Linked DNA regions of Homo sapiens: region 2 is linked to region 1. A link is a loop called in an ENCODE intact Hi-C map of the cell type or tissue named here. Cell type or tissue: adrenal gland. All regions are shown on one strand. Each heading gives the region's core, and the rest is flanking DNA. Links, peaks and the distances in the headings are about the cores only. Region 1 overlaps MMP24-AS1-EDEM2 (MMP24-AS1-EDEM2 readthrough). Region 2 overlaps MYH7B (myosin heavy chain 7B).

Evidence for each region. A loop is a pair of places that touch in the nucleus more often than their neighbours do. Peaks named below come from ENCODE experiments on the same cell type or tissue, not always from the same donor. Only the 100,000 strongest peaks of a DNase experiment are listed, where the experiment ranks them.
Region 2: a loop joins it to region 1, with 1.8 times the contacts of the local background. A loop is called at or near these places in 3 of 110 quality-filtered maps.

What each region holds. Positions count from the first base shown.
Region 1 is chr20:35,209,529-35,220,001 of GRCh38, reverse strand. It overlaps MMP24-AS1-EDEM2 (MMP24-AS1-EDEM2 readthrough), which reads left to right. Exons shown (of 15, transcript NM_001355008.2): 4 at 1,941-2,190. It also overlaps a transcript of PROCR not described here and the pseudogene MT1P3. Among named protein-coding and RNA genes, the nearest start is that of MMP24, 12 kb to the left of the region's middle. RefSeq lists an enhancer at 3,443-3,942. In adrenal gland, for the core only: no CTCF peak of the experiment used is centred there; no DNase peak of the experiment used is centred there.
Region 2 is chr20:34,991,497-35,001,490 of GRCh38, reverse strand. It overlaps MYH7B (myosin heavy chain 7B), which reads right to left. Exons shown (of 45, transcript NM_020884.7): 25 at 8,266-8,389; 26 at 8,021-8,157; 27 at 7,090-7,345; 28 at 5,913-6,155; 29 at 4,969-5,145; 30 at 4,733-4,878; 31 at 4,318-4,408; 32 at 3,851-4,240; 33 at 3,070-3,196; 34 at 2,862-2,980; 35 at 2,576-2,772; 36 at 2,086-2,435; 37 at 1,796-1,920; 38 at 1,585-1,700; 5 more. Among named protein-coding and RNA genes, the nearest start is that of MIR499B, 6.0 kb to the right of the region's middle. RefSeq lists an enhancer at 2,230-2,729. In adrenal gland, for the core only: no CTCF peak of the experiment used is centred there; a DNase peak (open chromatin) is centred at 4,048; H3K27ac peaks cover 928 bases.

The sequences.
Region 1 (10,473 bases), core at 1,630-9,629:
GACCAAAAGGCATGAGTACTCTGTTCTGGGCAGAATGACCCAAAACAGAGGAGCAAAATGATAACGTTTGATTTCACTCAAGAAACAAGTTCAACAAATACTTATGTGAAACACCTATTTTGTGTTGAACATTATTCTCGGTACTGGGATGATAGAGCTTTGAACAAATCTAATAACACTTCCTGCTTTCATGGAACTTAAATTATAATGGAGCAGGCCGGGCATGGTGGCTCACACCTGTAATCCCAGCACTTTGGGAGGCCAAGGTGGGCAGATCACCTGAAGTTGGGAGTTCAAGACCAGCCTGGCTAACATGGTGAAACCCCATCTCTACTAAAAAACACAAAAATTAGCTGGGCATGGTGGTGCACATCTGTCATCCCAGGTACTCAGGAGGCTGAGGCACGAGAATCACTTGAACCCGGGAAGTGGAGGTTGCAGTGAGCTGAGATCGCACCACTACATTCCAGCCTGGGTGACAGAGTGAGACTCTGTCTCAAAAGAAAAAACAAAACAAAACAAAACAAAAACAAACAAACAAAAAAACTGGGGTGATAGACAACGAACAAAATGATTTAAATATATATATGTAGTTAAATAGCATTTTTTTTCTGTTGAGAAAAGCAGGATTTAGGACTTGAAATCTGAATGGTGTGTGTGTGTGTGTGAGAGAGAGAGAGAGAGAGAAAAAAAAAAAATTTTTGGATGGAGTGGCCAGGGAAGGCCTCAGTAAAAAAGTGAGTTTTTTGTAAAGATCTGGAGGAACAAGGGAGTGAACCATGTAGATATCTGAAAGAAATGAATCCAGGCAGACGGAACAGCAAATGCAAAAGTTTTGAGGCAAGAACGTGCCTGGTAGGTTTGAGGAAAAGGGTAAGAATCACTGTGGTTAGAGTGGAAGAGAGTGAGAGTATCAGGAGATGAAGGTTATGGAGGGAAGGGTGGTCTACATGAGATAAAAAACTGATGGGGCTGGGCATGGTGGCTCATGCCTGTAATCCCAGCACTTTGGGAGACTGAGGTAGGACAGTCTCTTGATCCTCTCACCTGATCATCATCTGTCATCTCCTGATACTCTCACTCATCACTTGAGGCCAGGAGTTCAAGACACCATCTCTACCAAAAACAAAAAAAAATTACCCAGGAATGGTGGGGTACACCTGTAGTCCTGGCTACTTGGGAGGCTGAGGTGAGAGGATTGCTTGAGCATGGGACTTTGAGAATGTCGTAAACTATGTGATCATCATTGCATTGCACTCCAGCCTGAGCAAGAGTGAGACCCTGTCTCTTAACAAAAACTGATGAGAGGTTCTGAGAGTGGAAGAGACATCTTCTGGCTTATGTTTTAACAGAATTACTTTGGTTGCTGGGCTGAGAAAAGGTTTTAAGACCATATCAGAAAGGCCAGTTAGGAGGCTATTACAATAATCCAAGTACAAGATGATGGCGGCTCAGACCTGGGTCCAAGTAGAGATACAGAGATGTAGTTGGATTCTCATAGACTTTGATTTTTAATTTTTTGTTTTTTGTATTTTGTATTTTTTCCCTTTACACTTTTTTTGGATTTTTTTGGAATCATAGATTTTGAAAGTAGAGTTGGCAGAATTTGTTAATGGATTGGATAGGAGGTATGAGACAAAGCGGAGAGTCACATTACCAATTACCAAACTTTTTTTTCAAGTCAAAATTGTTTTATTGTCATTCACATATTTAATATGAAAAGAAATGCAGCAAATGGCTCAGGGTTGTATTAAGGAAAAAAAACCAGGTTGTGCAGGTTGTTCTATTAACATCTGGGAGAAGAGCTGTCCCCACATCAGACACAGCAGCTGCACGCCCCTTTGCAGACACAGCCCTGGGCACACTTGGCACAGCCCATGGGGCAGCAGGAGCAGCAGCTCTTCTTGCAGGAGGTGCATTTGCACTCTTTGCACTTGCAGGAGCCGGCGCACGTGCAGGAGCCACCAGTGGTGCAGGAGCAGTTGGGGTCCATTTCAAGCCGCGGTAAGGCTGGAGATCTCAAGCGATAATGGAGAGACAGCAAGGCGCACGTGGACGGCGTGTTCACCAATTACCAAACTTTTTGACCTGAGCAACTAGAAGAATGGAGTTGCCATTATTTGACACAAAGAAGACTGCAGGAGGGACAGGTTTGAGTAGAAATATGAAGAGCTCACCCAAGTGGATGTGGTAAGTAGGCTATTTTGATATTTGGACCTGAGTTCAGGAAGAAGGTTGAGAGTGAAGTGGGAATTTGGAGGTTTTCAGAATCAATATAATATGTAAAACCCAAGGGACTGAAGAAATTACTTAGGAAATGAGTGTAGACAGAAAAGCAAAGAGTTCCAATGACTGGATCCTGGGGCAACTCTAATACTTAGAGGTTGGGAAAATGAAGAGGAATCAGCCAAAGACACTGAGAAGGAAGAGCCAAAAAGAAGAAAACCAGGAAAGTGAGAACTCCCGGAAGCCAAGTGAATAAAATGTTTTAAGAAAGAGAGAGTAATCAACTGTGTCACACAGATCAAATAATATGAAGATGAATAGAAGGTAATTAGATTTACCAATGTGGAGGTTGTTGGTGATCTTGAGATGTTTTGGTGGAGTGTATGGGACAAAAATCTGATTGGAGTAGGTTCAAGAGGAATTGAAAATGTTGAGTATACAGGTTATAGCTTTTTCAAGAAGTTTTACTACAAAGAAGAAGGAGAAAATGTGGCAGCTGTAGTTGGTAGTGGAGTCAAAACAGACTTTTTGTTTGTTTTTAAGATGGGAAACATAACATTTGTATGTTGATTGAGACTGATCCAGGAGAGAGGGAAAAATTGATGATGCAGGAGAGAGAGGAGAACTGCTGAAGCCATGCCCTTGAGTAAGCATGTATATGAGTGAGGAGGTTGGCTATGAGCTAGGATAATTCCTCCATAATAAGAGGAAAGAACAGGACTTTTAGCAGTACAAATCTGGTACCAGTGTGGAGAAGAGCTTAAAGGGAGAACTTGCATTTGTTGGTTACTTACTTTTTGTCTAGCATTGTTAGATGCTTTCCTCACAAGAGTTCTTTTTTATTTTTACTTGTATTTTTATTTTTTTCCAATCATATTCTTTCTAATTATTTTTATTTTTTTAGAGACAGGATCTCACTCTGTCACCCAGGCTGGAGTGCACTGGCATGATCATAGCTCACTGCAACCTCAAACTCCTGGGCTCGAGCGATCCTCCCACCTCAGTCTCCTGAGTAGCTATGACTACGGGTACGTGTCATCATGCCTGACTAATTTTAATTTTTTTTTTAAAATGGAGGTCTCACTATGTTGGCCATCCATGGCCAATATAACAGCCATGTAACAGTCACCGTGCCTGACTGCAGCAGTTCTCAATGTATGAGGAAAATGGGTTGTGACACTGTTGTAATGAGGCAAGAAAAGTTAAGAACTGAACTCAAGCTGCTGAAGATCCAAGATACTGTGCTCTTTATGCTCTGCAAAACTCCCCCACCCTTGCCCCTACCCCCACCAAATTGCATTGGCCTCTCACTGCAGATGTCAGGATGCCATCCATTTGGATAGGAAGAAACTGACACATTGGCTCAACCATAGGGTAGAGTTGCTTGTTTCTTATAAAGGAAAGAAAGATTTGAGTGGTCGTAAGAATCTGCAGTACTAGGCAGCTCTTGGTGCTGGAGGGCCTTCGCCCTGAAGCCAGGCAAATTTACCCAAAAGATAAAGACATAAAAAGAAAATGCAGGAACAAGGAAGAGTGACATTCTTTATTTTTTATTTTGTTTTATTTATTTATTTATTTGAGACAGAGTTTCGCTCTTGTAGCCCAGGCTGGAGTGCAATGGTGTGATCTCGGCTCACCGCAACCCCTGCCTCCCGGGTTCAAGTGATTCTCCTGCCTCAGCCTCCCGAGTAGCTGGGATTACAGACATGCACCACCACGCCTGGCTAATTTTGTATTTTTAGTAGAGACGGGGTTTTTCCATGTTGGTCATGCTGGTCTCGAACTCCCAACCTCAAGTGATCCTCCTGCCTCGGCCTCCCAAAGTGCTGGGATTACAGGAGTGAGCCACTGCGCCCGGCCAGAGTGACATTCTTAGTAGAGATCTGAAAGGAAATATAAATGAGAGGGTGGCTGGAGAGCACAGTCCAGCTTAGGAAGTCTCCTTGACCTCTCTCCTCCTTCCTCTGAATTCCTATTTCAGCAGCTAACAGTCAATGAAAAGCAATTTACCTACATCAAATCACTTAATCCTCACCACTGTCCTGTGAAGTGGATTCTAAGGAAAGGGTGAGAGAAGTGACCTACCCCACGACACACCTAAAAAACAGCAAAACCAGGAGTAGAACCCAAGTGTCTGACACTAAATTCATGTCCTTAACCCTTGGTGCCTTTGTTCATTCATTAATTACCTCAAAAATTCTGTAAACATTACTCAGAAGCCACTCTGTGGAAGGTACTGGGGCAAGTGAGGCCGTCTTCAGGTTAAAAAAAAAAAAAAGATAAGACTTGTGCACATAAAAGGCGTGACAAATAACCACAAAACATTACACCATTCTATAGGATTTCAGAGGGGAGTGAGGTCACTCTGGCTGGGGATATCAGGGAGATCAAGGAAGGTTTCCAAAAGGAAGTAGCATTTGAGATGAGTCTATATAAACTGGTAATATTTTAAAAGCTAATAGTTTTATATGCAATATACACAGAACATTACCACACACGTGTTCAAAAGTTACAAGCAATGGAAGACTGTGTGAAGTTTTAATTGGCAGAAAATGGAGGGTAAAAGGCCGGGCGCTGTGGCTCACGCCCGTAATCCCAGCACCTTTGGGAGGCTGAGGCGGGTGGATCACTTGAGGTCAGGAGTTTGAGACCAGCCTGACCAACATGGGTGAAACCCCGTTTCTACTAAAAACACAAAAAAATTAGCCTGGCTTGGTGGCGCGTGCCTGTAATCCCAGCTACTCAGGAGGCCGAGGCAGGAGAATCTCTTGAACCCAGGAGACAGAGGTTGCAGTGAGCTGAGATGGTGCCACTGCACTTCAGCCTGGGCTACAGAGTGAGACTCCATCTCAAAAAAAAAAAAAAAAAGAAAAAGAAAATGGGAGGTAAAGGCCTGGAGGAAGGAAAAGGTCTGATTGTTCAGGATCTAGAGAAGGTCCCAGTCCAATCCCCCGACTCAGTCTCAATGTCCAGCCCCAAATGACTTGAGAGTATTTCTTACTCAGGTTTCTCCCTTAAAAGCATATTCAAACCAATGCATACAATGGGACACTATGCAGCCTTTTGTAATTTTTTTTTTTTTTTTTTGAGATGGAGTTTCGCTCTGTCGCCCAGGCTGGAGTGCAGTGGCGCGATCTCGGCTCACTGCAACCTCCACCTCCTGGGTTCAAGCAATTCTCCTGCCTCAGCCTCCCGAGTAGCTGGGATTACAGGCGCCCACCACCACGCCTAGCTAATTTTTTTGTATTTTTTTAGTAGAGGCAGGGTTTCACCGTGATAGCCAGGATGGTCTCGATCTCCTGACCTTGTGATCCACCCGCCTTGGACTCCCAAAGTGCTGGGATTACAGGCGTGAGCCACCGCGCCCGGCCCAATGCAGCCATTTTTTAAAATGAGGAAGTACTTACGAATTTATGAATAATTAGGACATTATTTCCAAAATGTAATGTTAAGTGGTAAAAAAAAGGCAAAGGTGCAGAATCCTGGATATTGTAGGCTACTATTTGTGTAATAATCGGAAAAAAGAATACATGTGTGTGCATGCACTTGCTCATTTACACATAAAATAGGGACAGATACCCAAGGAACTGATAATAGTGCTTACTTCCTGGAGGGAAGCTTAAGTGGTTTGAGGACAGGGTGGGAAGGCAATTTTTATTTTTATTTTTTAATTTTTTTTAATTATTTTATTTTATTTTTTTGAGATGGAGTCACGCTCTGTTACCCAGGCTGGAGTGCAGTGGCACAGTCTCGGCTCACCGAAACCTCTGCCTCCTGGGTTGGAGCAATTCTCTTGCCTCAGCCTCCGAAGTAGCTAGAACTACAGGCAAACACCACAAAGCCCAGCTATTTTTTATATTTTTAGTAGAGACAGTGTTTCACCATGTTGGGCAGGCTGGTCTCGAACTCCTGGCCTCATGTGATCCGCCTGCCTTGGCCTCCCAAAAGTGCTGGGATTACAGGTGGGAGCCACCATGCCTGGCTGGAAGGAGATTTTTCTCACTGTATACCTTTTTGTATCTTTTGACTTTTTAATCATGTGGATATATTATCTCTTCAAAAAATAAGTACAAGCTGAGCATTTTTTCCCTTTAATATTGTATGTTCTCCAAATGAACAAGCTGAGCTTCTAAAAAAATAAGTGTAATAGTCTCTAAAGGCCACTCCCTGAAAAGAGGGCTTATATTGCAAAATACTGGTATACAGTGAAAGCAGTAACAGTTCACTTAGGTTTCAAAAATTCAGGCCTTCATCTGCATGGCCAAAAAAAAAGCAGAAATAAAGCAACAAACTATAAACTAGGTAAAATATTTATTATTATTTTTTTAACGTAAAACAGCTGTTATAAACCAATAAGAAAAAGACCTATGACCCAATTCAATAATGGCGAAGGACTAAATGGGCTTCATGCAAACAGAAATATAAATGGACTCTTTTTTTTTTTTGAGACAGTCTCGCTCCGTTACCCAGGATGGAGTGCAGTGGCACGATCTTAACTCACTGCAACCTCTGCTTCCTTGGTTCAAGCGATTCTCATGTCTCAGCCTCCCAAGTAGCTGGGACTACAGGCACATGCCACCATACCTGACTAATTTTTTTGTGTTTTTTGTAGAGACGCGGTTTTGCCGTGTTGGCCAGGCTGATCTGGAACTCTTGGCCTCAAGTGATCCATCTGCCTCGGCCTCCCAAAGTGCTGGGATTATGGGCGTGAGCCACTGTGCCTGGCCTGAACAGACTCCTATAATAATTTTTTAAATGACCAACCATGTTTGTAATTAAAGAAAGGCAAATTAAGACAATCAGCCACTGCTTTCTTAACATTATCAGACTGCAAATACCAAAAGGTTGGATACTACAGAGTGTTAAAGAGGGCATGATAAAACAGATACTCCTCCATACTGTTGGAAGAGATACAAATTGGTTTACTCTCTTCAGGTCACCAACTGGCAATGCCTATCAACCTTGAAAATGAGCATACCTTTGACCCATCAATTCTAATTCTGAGAATTTATCCTAGATAGATATCCTTGCATAGGTGCAAACACAAAATTATTTGTAGCAAATTATTCAATTGCCTCATTCTTTGTAATTACAAAACACCAAAATCAACCTAAGTACTTTCCAGTTGGGGAAATTGCTACATCTAAACTGAGGAATACACTGGGAAGAAGTTGAAAATGGTGTGGCTGTGTATTACTGTTACGACAAGACCTTGATTTAGCCCCTTCATTATCTCTTACTTGGACCGCAGTAATAACTTCCCAGCAGGTCTCCCTGCCTTCATCTTGCCCTCTTGCAGGACCTGCTACGTAATTTGCAGGGCCCAGTGCAAAAATGAAAATGCAAGTCTCCTTGTTAAAAAAAAAATAAGAATTTCAAAATGATGACAGCAGAACATTAAAACAAGCGTGAGGGCCCTTCTAAGAGGGGGGCCCTGTGTGACTACAGAGGTCACAAGTCCATGAAGCAGGTCTTGCCCCTTGAGTGTCACTTGGACACTGGCTGCCCATGTGACATGCTGCATCCTCTGCCTGGAACATCCTTCCACTGCCATCTCTTTTTCTCTATGATGTACTACACGCCTGCCAATAAATAACTCTAATGTGACCTCCTTTGGGAAGTTTTCCCAAAGTCTTAAAAAGTTCTTACTCAAAGTCTTACAAAGTTCTTACTCAAATCACTCTTTCTTCAGTACTCCCCTAGCTCTTGCACATAGTTTTATTAACTCTTTATCACAGTGTTTGTTTTTTTTTTTCTTGAGACAGAGTTTCACTCTTGTAACCCAGGCTGGAGTGCAGTGGCATGATCTTGGCTCACTACAACCTCTGCCTCCTAGGTTCAAGCAATTCTCCTGCTCTCAGTCTCCCAAGTAGCTGGGATTACAGTTGTGAGCCACCACACCCAGCTAATTTTTTTATATTTTTAGTAGAGATGGTGTTTCACCATGTTGGCCAGGCTGGTCTCAAACTCCTGATCTCGGGTGATCCTCCTGCCTCAGCCTTCCAAAGTGCTGATATTACAGGCGTGAGCCACCACGCCCAGCCGATCACAGTGTTTTTATAATTATTTCTTTAAAAGTTTCTCTCCTAGAGTTTCTGCAGGACTTGGCCTATGGATTGTGCTTTGTTTGTTTTTTGGGTAACTCTGGCACCTCATACATTACCTAGCACATGGGAGTTGAGAGAATGAATCAGCTGGAGTGGATGTATTTGGATGGGTGTGTTAAAAAATCAGCCATATATTGCTTCACAGTTACACCTCATCTTCAGGTTGTTAAATCTGACTGGACTCTTAATTTAATAGAGGCCAGCAGGTCCTGATGACTGGTTCTTCATTCCAGGAGCCATAGAATAGTATCAGACAGTCCCTTGAAGGGGTGGGAGGTACCTGGACCTGAAAATTTTGGAGGCTCCCGCAAGCCATTTACACCTATCTCTGAATCTCCTTATACCTTTCACGCTTTTAAAATGGAGGTGCAATCTCATTAGGGCCCACTGGCCCCATCAATCAGTGCCAGGTTCCAGGAACCCAGTAGTTTCAGATTGCCCCCAGTCCTTTGCAACACTGGTTTTCAAATGGGGTATGCAATAGCCGTAAAGTAAATGAAGGCTTGGTAAGCGGTACTCATGCATGGATATATTTAAGGAAATTCATTTCCAGATCCTCAACTTCCAGATGTACTCCACCTGAGAAAGTTCCTGGGGTTGAGGCTCCAAGCCGACTTTTTCTTCATAATTGTAGTTCTGCTAGTCTTCATAAGAAAGGCCAGGCATGGTGGCTCACGCCTGTAATCCCAGCACTTTGGGAGGCAGAGGTGAGTGGATCACCTGAGGTCAGGACTTCAAGACCAGCCTGGCCAACATGGTGAAACCCTGTCTCTACTAAAAATACAAAAATTAGTCAGGCACAGTGGCACGTGCCAGTAATCGCAGCTACTGGGGAGGCTGAGGCAGGAGAATCGCTTGAACCCTGGAGGTGGAGGTTGCAGTGAGCCGAGATCACACCATTGCTCTCTAGCCTGGGCAAGAGTGAGACTCCATCTCAGAGAAAAAAAAAAAAATGGAAAAAAGAAAAGAAAGAAAGGCATATATCTGACCCACCCTGAATGATACATTGCACGGGGCAATTAAAAAAAAGTTCAGAACTGGGGACAGTTAAAAATACAAGATTCAGAAAATAGCCTTCTATTATCTTTTAAAAATATGTCTATATTTTTGTTTGTTTGTTTTGAGACAGGGTCTCGCTCTGTTGCCCAGGCTGGAGTGCAGTGGCGCAACCGTAGCTTACTGCAGCCTCAATCTCCTGAGTTCAAGTGATCCTCCCGCCTCAGCCTCCCAAGTAGCTGAGACTACAGGCGTGTGCCACCACACCCACCTAATTTTTAAAAATTTTTCATAGAGATGAGGTCATACTATATTGCCCAGGCTGGTCCTCAATTCCTAAGCTCAAACAGTTCTCCCATCTTGGCCTCCCAAAGTGTTGATATTACAGGTATGAGTCACTGCACTTGGCCTAATGTTTTTTAAAAATTTTATTTATTTATTTTCTTAGAGATAGGGTCTTGCTCTGTTGCCCAGGTAGAAGTATAGTGGCATGATTATAGCTCACTGCAGCCTTGAACTCCTGGGCTCAAGCAATTCTCCCACCTCAGCCTCCCAAATAGCTAGGACTACAGACACACACCACCACACCTGGCTAATTTTTTAATTTTTGTAGAGATGGAGTTTCTCTATGTTGCCCAGGTTGGTCTCAAACTCCTGGGGTCCAGTGATCCTCCAGACTCAGCCTCCCAAAACATTTGGATTACAGGCTTGAGCCGCTGTGCCCAGCTCACATTATTTATCAAAATTATTTTAAGTGGTATGTGAGCAAAAGACTATGAAGACCACTGGTTCAAGACCATAGGCTATGGTGGCCTTTAGGAGGTTTTCTAAGAGGTAGTGGCCTAGTCTTCTCCACCTCTAGTCCTCTGAAACTGAATCTGTTTCACTAGGCAGACCAAAAAAATCATCGTAGACCAAGAAAGTCATTGCACTTGATTTCTTTGTAATTACCACCATGGTTGACCAGTCTTCTTTTTGAAATACACTTCCCCTGACTTTGGCATCATTGCACATTCCTGATTTTCCCCTCCTTGGCCCCTTGTCCTAAGTTTTTGCTAGCTCCATCTCTTCCAGTTGACCTTTTAAATTCTGGAGTTTCTCAGGGAAGTTATAAGCCTTCTACTCTTTCTATTATTTTCTAAGA
Region 2 (9,994 bases), core at 1-8,000, 220 kb after region 1:
GCTCTGCAGCTTGTCCACCAGGTCCTGCATGCGAGCCAGGTTCTTCCTGTCCTCCTCGGCCTGGGCGGGCAAGGGGGACTCAGGGCTTGCTTGGGCTGGGCCAGCTCCAGGGCCACTCCCCAGGGAGACCCTGTCGCCCACCTGGTATGCGAGCTCCTTGACACGGCGCTCATGCTTGCGCACGCCCTTAAGGGCCTCGGCGTGCTTCTTCTGCTCTGCATCAAGCTCAGCCTCCAGCTCCCGTACCTGCAGGCAGGGGGACAGCCTGATGCCAAGCCCACCCCTGGGTCACCCACCCTGCCTGCGCCAAGGACTAGAGGGGCTGCACACACCTTGGCCTCCAGCTTCTGCACCTGCTTCTTCCCGCCACGGAGGGCGGCCTGTTCTGCCTCCTCAAGGCGGGCCTGGAGCTCGCGCACCGTCTGCTCCAGCGTCTTCTTCATCCGTTCCAGGTGTGCACTTGTGTCCTGCTCCTTCTTCAGCTCCTCGGCCATCATGGCCGCCTGTTGGGGAGGAGGAGCTGGTCAGGTGCCCAGCCTCAGGGAAGTCCCTCTGCAATTCTGTCCCAGGCTCCCCACAGCCCTTGCCCAGCCTCACATCAGTGATGGCCTTTTTGGCCTTCTCCTCAGCCTCCCGCCTCTCCTGTGCAGCCTCCTCCACCTCCCCGCTCAGCTGGGCCAAGTCCGCCTCCAGCTTCTTCTTCTGGTTTAGGAGGCCTGTGTTCTGAGGGGAAGAGGAGTCTCAGAGCCAGCCAGCCAGCAGGCCTGCACCTGCTCTGTCCCCAGGGACTCCTGTCCCCACCTGCGAATGCAGAAGGTTGAGGCGCTCGGTGGCCTCCAAAAGCTCCTGCTCTGCCAGTCGCCGGCTGCGCTCGCCCTGCTCCAGGGCAGCCCGCAGCTCCTCCAGCTCCGCAGCCAGCAGCGAGGCCCGGCGCTCCAGAGCCTGCGCCTGCTCGTGGAGCTCAGCTGCCAGCCGCTGCTCCTCGTCCCGCCCTGCCTGCTCCTCCTTGAGCTGTGCCTGCATCAGCCGCGTGGCAGCCTGGGCCTCTGTGGCCTGACGGGTGGCATGGCCCAGCTGCAGCTCCAGGTCGTTGAGGTCACCCTCCATCTTCTTCTTGAGCCGCAGCGCCTCATTGCGGGCCCGTGTCTCTGCATCCAGGGAGGCCTGCAGGGACTCCACAGCTCGCTGGTGGTTGCGCCTATGGGAGGAGGGTGGCATGAAAGGGGGTCTCGTAAGGGCATACCTGTCCTTACAAATGCCCAAGGACCGTTGGAAACGAACCCATTTTGAGAACAAATGAGTCACCCCTCCCCGATTTAAAGTCTCTTGTGACTGCCTGTGGCCCATCAGAGCAAGTTCATGGACAAGAGTGAGGCCCAGGCAGACAGAGGTGGACTGACTGGCTCCACCCCCACTGTGTGACTTTGGGCAAGTCCTTTAGCATCTCCGAGGTTCACAGCTAGAATGGAGACAGCAACCCGGACCTCAAAGTCCCATGGGAGGGACAGACTAGAGAGCAGAGTACACACTGCTTCCCTCCCCTTCTGCTCTCGGGAGGTGGGGACGGGAGAAGGATGGACACACCTCAGGTTAGCGCACTCCTCGTCTTTCTCTGCCAGCTTCCGGTCCACTTCTGCTTTGACCTGGGAGAGCTCCAGCTGGATCCGCAGCGTCTTGGTCTCCTCCAGCTCCAGGGCCCCCTGTGGATACAGAGCAGGCAGGGTAGGGTGGGGGGGGGGGATGGCCAGTGGAGCAGCAGGTCAGTGTCCACCCACCCCTGCAGCCAGCCCCTGACCTCTGCCTCCTCCAGTGCAGCCTGGATCTCACTCTTCTCGCCTTCCAGCGCCTTCTTGGTTTTCTCCAGTTCCTGGATGCTCTTCCCACTGAGACTCACCTGGTCTGTGAGGTCGCTGATCTCCTCTGCAGTGGACAGGGTGCTGAGAGGCCACCCCCATGGCTTGTACTCCCACCCAGGTCACTCCACTCACCCCTGATTCCAGGGTGGCCCCACCAGGGCACCCCCATAACTCAAAGTTGCTCCGACCCCAGGGCAGCACCCTGGCCCTGGCGTGTGGCAGGTCCTACCCTGCAGGTTCTTGTTCTCCCGCTTGAGCGTCTCCAGGGCTTCAAGTGCCTCCTCGTGGCCGTGCCGCAGCCGGAAGAGCTCGGTGCCCAGGCCACGGGACTCCCTCTGTGCCGCCTCCAGCTCCCGCTGCATCTCCTCCTCCTGCCGCCGCCGTTCCTCCAGTGCCCGTTCCAAGTGCCGCTGCTTCTTGTCCAGCGCAGCAGCTGCTGAGGTCGCCCGCTCCAGCTCCAGGGTTACATCCTCTGACTCTGTCTGTAGCCGCAGCTTGGCCTTCTCCAACGATGAGCACTTGGCGTTGGCAGCCTCCACGCCCTCCTCTGCCTCCTGCAGCCGCAGTGCCAGCTTTTTTCTAGGCCATGGAACCAGACAAGGTGTGGACCATGGAAGGAGGGAGAACAGCCCCAGCAGCTCCCTTCACCCACCCTCAGCGGGGCTCAGGCACAGGCATAAAGCTCTGCATGGCAGTGGCCTGGCCAGCAAAGCACTCACTTGGCCTCCTCCAGCTCCTCGGTCCTCTGGATGGCATCTGCTTCGTACTTGCTCCTCCACTGGGCCACCTCGGCATTGGCCTTGGACAGCAGCCGCTGCAGCTCAGCCTGGGCCTCAGCCTCCTCCTCGTGTTGCTCCCGCAGGAGGTCACAGTCGTGCCGCAGAGCCTGCACGGCGTGGGCCAGGGCACTCTTGGCCTGCAGGGACACCAGTGACCTCAGCGTTAGTGCAGCCCAGTGGCTCTGGTGCCCACCTGCCCACTCCATGGTCACCGGTGCCAGCCCACCTTGCTTTCCTCCTCTAGCTGGCGCCGCAACTCTTCCAGGCTTTGGGCGGCCAGGGCCTTTCCACGGCTCAGCTGACTGATCAGACACTCCTTCTCCTCTAGCAGGCGACTCAGCTCCCCTGCAGGCAAAGAGGCGAGCGGACAGGTCAGGCTGGTGAGGGCTGCACCAAAGCCCTGCCTGGTGTGGCCAGCTGAGCCCCAGCCTCACCGCTTTCCGTCTGTAGTCGCCCACGCTGCGTGCTTGCGTCCGCCAGCTGCCGCTGCAGCTCCTCCACCTTGATCTTGGCCTCGCTTAGCTGATCCTCATAGGTCCGGCACAGCTTCTCTGCACTGGCCTAGGATCCCAGGTTGGGAGTCAGGGGTCAGGAGTTAGATGTCAGAACAAGTTTGTGCATCAGATGGCAGGATCTGGGATCAGAGACTGGTAAGCTAGATGTGGGCCCAGGAATCAAAGGGAGAGCAGAGCCCCAAGTTCAAAGTCAGGGAAAGAGATTCTACTGCTGGGCTTAACAGGTGTCAGAACTGACAGGGCTGGGCCAGTCCCAGGGCAGTGGGTCAGGGTGAGAGTTGGGATGGTAGCTGCGGAGTCACCTGGGGACAATGGTCAGAGGTCAGCTGTCAGGATTATGTGGTAGAAAGGTCAGGGGTTAAGGCTAGGGTGCTGGGGTTCAGGACAGGAAGAGAGGACAGGTATTAAGTCAGAGTTCAGGAGTCAAGGGCTAGGGTCACAACTACTGCTGGTTCAAGGGTCTGAGGCTGGAAGTAGATGCTGGATCAGAAATGACCTGGAGTCAGGGAACAGGGCTTGGGAGTCACGGCTTAAGGTCAGGACTGGTAGGAGGCTGAGAAATGAGGGTTGTGTACCAGGTGAAGAGGTCAGGGCTCAGGATAAGGTACTGGGTGGAGGCTGGTGTGGGAACAGTATTGGCTGCTGGGATCGGGATTGGTTTAAAGTCAGGGTGGGTATGGGGTGAGGAAGGCACGGACACCTTGGCGCGGGTCAGAGTCTCCACGTTGGCAGCCAGGTCGTCCACCTCCATGCGCAGCTCACTCTTCTCCTTCTCCAGCTTCTGCCGCACCCGCTGCAGGCTGTCCACCTGCTCCCCCAGCTCCGCCGCGCCCTCCGCCTGCTTGCGCCGCAGTGCCGCCACTGTGGCCTCGTGCCGCAGCGCCGCCTCCTCCAGCTCCCGCCGCAGCCTCCCCAGCTCCGCCTCCCGCTTGCGGCAGCCCTCGCGCTGCCCCGCGGATGCGCCGCCTGCCTCCTCCAGCCGCTCGCTCAGCTCCTCCAGCTCCCGCGCCGCCTCTGCACGCTGCTTCTCCACGCGGGCCCGGGCTGCCCGCTCTGCCTCCAGCTCCTCTTCCAGCTCCTCCGCCCGAGCCTGGGGTGGGCACGTGGGGCAGCTGTCACCTCTGTGGGCCTCTGACCCCAGGCCTCACCCACCCGATCCCCACGCACCTGCAGCTCCTTGATCTTCTTCTGCATCTGGGCCCCCAAGAGCTGCTCGTCTTCCACCCGCAGGCTCAGCTGGCTCAGCTCGGAGTCCTTCCTGGGAGCCACAGAGTGGGTGGCCAGCACAGGCCTTAACTCCCACCCACCCGCCTGGGACCCCATAACGCCCCCCAGTCCCCTTCAGGCCCTGAGGGACCTCACCCCATGCACCTGCTGCACTGGGCCCTGAGGCCTCAGCCCTGGACCCTGGCTAGGGCCCTCAGTACAGGGAGGGCAAGACACTACCCCTGCACCCCAGTGCCCCATCTGTCAACCCCCACCCTTAACCTCTGCAATGCCGCAGGAACCACAAGAATCCAGAAGGGAACAAGGGCCAGGTGCAGGCTCAGAAGGCCCCCACCTGCTGCCCCACCACACCTACTTCTTGAGCTTCTCCTCCAGCTGCTGCTTGTCTTGAGCAGCATCAGCCACCGACTCCTGCGTCAGCTTCAGGTCACCCTCCAGCTTGCGCTTGGCCCGCTCCGTGTCCATGCGCAGCTTCTTCTCCTGCTCCAGGGAGCATTCCAGCTGCAGAGCAGGCACAGCAGGGGTCAGCCATGGCCCAAGCCAGCCGGCACCCCGGCCCCGCCACCCAGTCTCGGGGTGGCCCTGACTCACGTCCTCCACCTGTTGCTCCAGCCGGAGCTTGGCCTTGGTCAGCGCGCTCACACGGTCCTCCTCGGCCTGCAGGTCACCCAGGGCCTGTTGGTGGGCCTCCTGCAACGCCTTCTTCTCCTTGGTCAGCCGGGCCACTGACTCGTCCAGCGCAGCCATCTCTTCCGTCAGGTTCTTCACCTGTGCCAGGGCCAGGGCCAGAATGGGGACGCCCTTCCCCGCACTCTGAGCGGCCACCACACCACACCAGGTCAGAGCAAGTGCCCCTTCCAGCTATGGGACTCAGGCAAGTCACTTGACTCCGAGCCTCCACCGCTTCTGCCTGAGGGAAGGACCCTCCTCATGGGGTTGTAATGAGGATTCACGAGTGGATGCACCCGCAGTGCTCAGCACCACACCTGGCCTGGTGAGAAATCCACAGATGCCAGCCATGTGCAGTATTAGCATGTGCTCAGGGCAGCTGCCTCCTAGTCCCGGCTTCCTCAGTGAGCACCTGTGAGAACCTAAGCTGCCTACCCCTGCCTCACTTTCCCTCCTGTGTAATGGAGTCCCTCCTCCAGCACTGGGAACCACAGGGGCCATCACGAGGGCTCAAGGGCAGAAGTCACCTGCGGGATGCCGAGCTGGGGACATGGAGTTCCTGCCCTCAAGGGGCTTGCACTCCGGGATGGATGAGGATTGCCAGCATGTGCTAAACACCTACCGTGTGCAAGGCCTAGGAGCGTGTGCTCAGTAAAGGCCAATTACACACATCACCACCTACCCTAATGGGGTAAGTGCTGCTAACCCCACTTGACAGATAAAGAAACTGAGGCCCAGGAAAGGCAGTGACATGCCCAGGGCCAGAAAGCAGAGGCTTAGCAGAGCCGGGGTGGGACCTGCAGCCACCTGGCCCCAAAGCTGGCCCCTGGCTCAGGGCCCTTCCCCACAGCTGGCCCGGCCCACACCTTGTTCTCAGTGGCTTGCTTCTCCTTCTCAGCTTTGGCCAGTGTCAGCTCCAGGTCATCAATGTCCTTCTTGAGCTCCGTGCACTCGTCCTCCAGCTTGCGCCGGCGGGCGGCCAGGTCAGCGTTCACCTCCTCCTCATCCTCCAGCCGCTCACTCAGCTCCTTCACCTTCCCCTCCAGCTGCACCTTGGACTTGATCAGCAAGTGGCAGCGCTCCTCGGCATCTGCCAGGTTGTCCTGCTCCTGGAGGGCACACGGAACGGGGCCAGGTTGGGGGAGGGCCAGGTAAACCAGCAGAGAGACACCAGGCCAGGCCCTGGAGAGGAAACTGCCTCTGTAGCAAAGTTTGGCTGTGCTCTGAGAACTCAGGAATGTCTTGACTCGCTCTTGGGCATGGAAGGGCAATAGCGCAGAGGGACACACCAGAGCATTAAGAGGGGAAAGTTAGAAGTGCGGGGCGGCCCAGAGTGAGGCCCAAACAAGGGTTCTGAGAGGGAAGCCCGCTGCTCACTGCCCCGCTGTTGGGCTGAGGCCTTCCGAGGGGCAGGGTGAGCAGCAGCAGCCTCTGCACAGCCACGGACGGGCTCCTGGAGGCAGTCCCTGGAAGGGCTCAGGTATCCTTACCCCCCATTTCCTTACTGTCCAGCTGCGTCACAGTCTCCTGCACTAGCAGGTGAGTTTTGTGACCACAGGGCCATCTCTGTCTTCCCACCAACGTTCCTCCTGCACTAGCCTGAGCCTGGCACACAATTGATACACAAAGCCATGTGCCGAAGGCAGGAAAGCTTGCTCTGTGGACCTGGGGAGATTCCAGACCTTTGATCTGTGCTCTCTGGCTATCACCCTGTTACCTGCCACCTGGGTTCCCATGGCCCTTAACCAGAGAAGAGAGCATGGGTCTGTTTGGTTTCAGGGATTGCAGGGAGGGGAGAGCTGGGGAGCTGGGGTTCCTCTGCTTTAGCGGGAGGCCAAGGTGGCACGAGGGGAGAGTGCCAGGAAACGTGCCAGACGAGGCCTTGGGGTGGTGAGGCTGGGACATGGAGGCCTCATCTCATGGCATCTTTGGAACAGAGAGACATAAGGCCTGAGCCCCATGGGTCTCGCTGTACTATCCCTCAGAGCAGCCAGGGGTACTCGGGGCTGGGGACGCCCGGTCACAAGGGGAACCCTGACTCACAGCCTGCAGCTGCAGGGCCAGGTCATTCTTCTCCTGGGTGATGCTGACGTGCGTCTCCTCCAGTTCCTGGCGCTTGGCCTCGGCCGCAGCCAGCGCCCCTCGCAACCCCCGCAGCTCTGCCCGCAGGGCCGCCAGCTCCTCCTCAGCCTGCGCCGAGCGCAGCAGCGGCTTCATCTTGAAAAAGAGCTTCATCCATGACCAGTTCTTGACGGCATTGAAGGCACGGATGTTCCACTGGATGGTGAACAGCGCATCCCTAGGGAGGGGCAGCCAAGCTGTGAAGGTGGCTCAGTGCTGCCCGTCACAAATGGTGACACTCAGCACAGTTCACTTGTTTTGCCTTCCCAGCAGCCTCATGGAGTAGCTCCTAATAGCTCTGCTTTATAGGTGAGGGTGAGGGGAGGCCCACAGTCCCACAGGCCTGCCTCCAGTGAAGGGGCTCATGAGCCCCCCATGTCCTGGTGGCCTCTGCAATTCCCGGAAGACACCAGGGCTGTTAAGCCACGGGGCTCTGGAGTCAGCGGCCTGGGCTGACGTGCCAGCTAGCTCTGGATCTCTGACACGGGCACCCTTCTGCTGAGTGGAGGCCATCACAGCGCCTGTTTCTCAGGACCGTCAGCGCTTTAACCAGGATAATGCAGAGAAAGTATCTTGCCTGGGGCCCGGCCCGCAAGAGTCTTGGAAGACACTGGGTGCCATCGCTACCCCTCCGGGCCACACGCTGATGTCCTGAAATGGAGAGGCAAGTGCCGTACCCCGTTTTTTGAGGTGGGGAAATGGAGGCTGGGGGACACAGAACAGAACCTTGCCCCAACCAGCCACAGGGGCTGATCTGACTACAGGGCAGCATGTTAGGGTTGGGAGAGCCAGTGGGTCTGGGAGCTGAGAGGCAGGGGACACACCCTGTCCCCAGCCTCCTTCCCACACCCACCTGCCTCCCAGCAGGCGCTGGTACTCAAGGCGCATGAGGCGGCCACGGCTCCGCGCCTGCAGCAGCGTCAGCACCTTGGCCAGGCGCTGGTCACGGAGCTCTTCCAGGACGCCTAGAAGCCCAGCCTTGAAGAACACCTGGGGGCGGAGAGGTAGACAGCCAGGGTAACCCCCAACCATCCGCATGAACCCTGCCCAGTGTGACCGCCACAGCCATGGCCAGCCCTGATCCCACAGTGCCCCGACCTTGGTGTGGCCAAACTGGTACTGGGTGTGATCCAAGTCCAGCGAGCCCAGCAGTTTCTCTGTGGCCTTCCTGCTGTCCATGAAGGTGTCATCCGGGATGGCACTGGGGTTCAGGATACGGTACCTGGGAAAGGAGGGCAGAGCTGGTCAGGAGAGGGCTGGGTATGGGGCACAGGCCACTGAGAATGGGGAAGTCAGGGACTGAGGAGGCTCGTGTGGGTAGCAGGGGACTCGTTCCTGGGCCTCTCCGAGGCTGGTGCAGAGGTTCCAGCAGGGCACATGCCAAACAAGGGGGCCAGGGATGCGTCACCACACTGGGACACTAGGGACACTCCACTTAAAATCCCTGGGGGGTTGGCTGGGTGCGGTGGCTCACGCCCATAATCACAACACTTTGGGAAGCCAAGGCGGGTGGATTGCTTGAGCCCAGGAGTTCAAGACCAGCGTGGGCAACATGGTGAAACCCTATCTCTACTAAAAACACAAAAATTAGTGGGGCATGGTGGCGGGCGCCTGTAATCCCAGCTACTCGGGAGGCTGAGGCAGAAGAATTGCAGAATCGCTTGAACCTCAGAAGGCAGAGGTTGCAGTGAGCCAAGATCCTGCCACTGCACTCCAGCCTGGGTGACAGAGCAAGACTCCGTCTCAAAAAAAAAAAAAAAAACACAACCTTGGGGGGATTTTAAATGCATTCATTAAGTTTTTAAAGAGGCTTTTTACAGAAGGCATGCACTATTTTTAAAATTTTTTTAAAGGCAAAAAATATTAGTAGAAGGTGACATGCTGTACCCTATCACTGAAGAAACATTTGGGGGAAAATTCTTTTTTTTTTTTTTTTTTGAGACGGAGTCTCGCTCTGTCGCCCAGGCTGGAGTGCAGTGGCACGATCTCTGCTCACTGCAAGCTCTGCCTCCCGGGTTCAGGCCATTCTCCTGCCTCAGCCTCCCGAGTAGCTGGGACTACAGGCTCCCGCCACCACGCCCGGCTAATTTTTTTATATTTTTAGTAGAGATGGGGTTTCACCGTGTTAGCCAGGATGGTCTCGATCTCCTGACCTCGTGATCCGCCTGCCTCGGCCTCCCAAAGTGCTGGGATTACAGGCGTTAGCCACCGCGCCCAGCCCATTTGGGGGGAAATTCTAATGCAAAAGAGCCAGGGCTCCCAGCCTGCCCACTTCTAAGTGGACACATGCACAGGGCTGTGTGGGTCAGGTGGGCTACAGCCACGCTGTGAAGGCCCCTCATGAGGGGGACTCATTAAACAAAGCATGCAGTCCACCAGACTGTGAGATGTTTCACAGCCAAGAAAAACGGATGACGATGGCAGGCATACGCCTGGGGATAAGGAACGATCTCCAGGCCAGACTGTTAGAAAAAACAAGGTCACAGCACCATGCGTGTGTGTGCGTGTATGGTATCTGTGTGAACCTCTGTTTACAAAGGATAGTGTGGATGACACCATGACTTCTGGAGGGAGAAGGAACGATGGATGCTTGTTGCCCATTGAGGGAACGGGGAGGAGCTGGCAGCACTGCCCAGGTGCTTGCTATGTGCCAGGTGTCTCATGAAGCCTCGTCCACATGATTCTCGTTCAACTCCCAAATCTGCATCCTTTCTGCCCGCTGCCCTGAGCTCCAGATTGATAATCCCAATCTCCCCCATGACTTTTCTAGGATGTCTGCTGGAGGCATTTCAAACCTGATACACGCAAAACAGAGCTCAAACCAGTA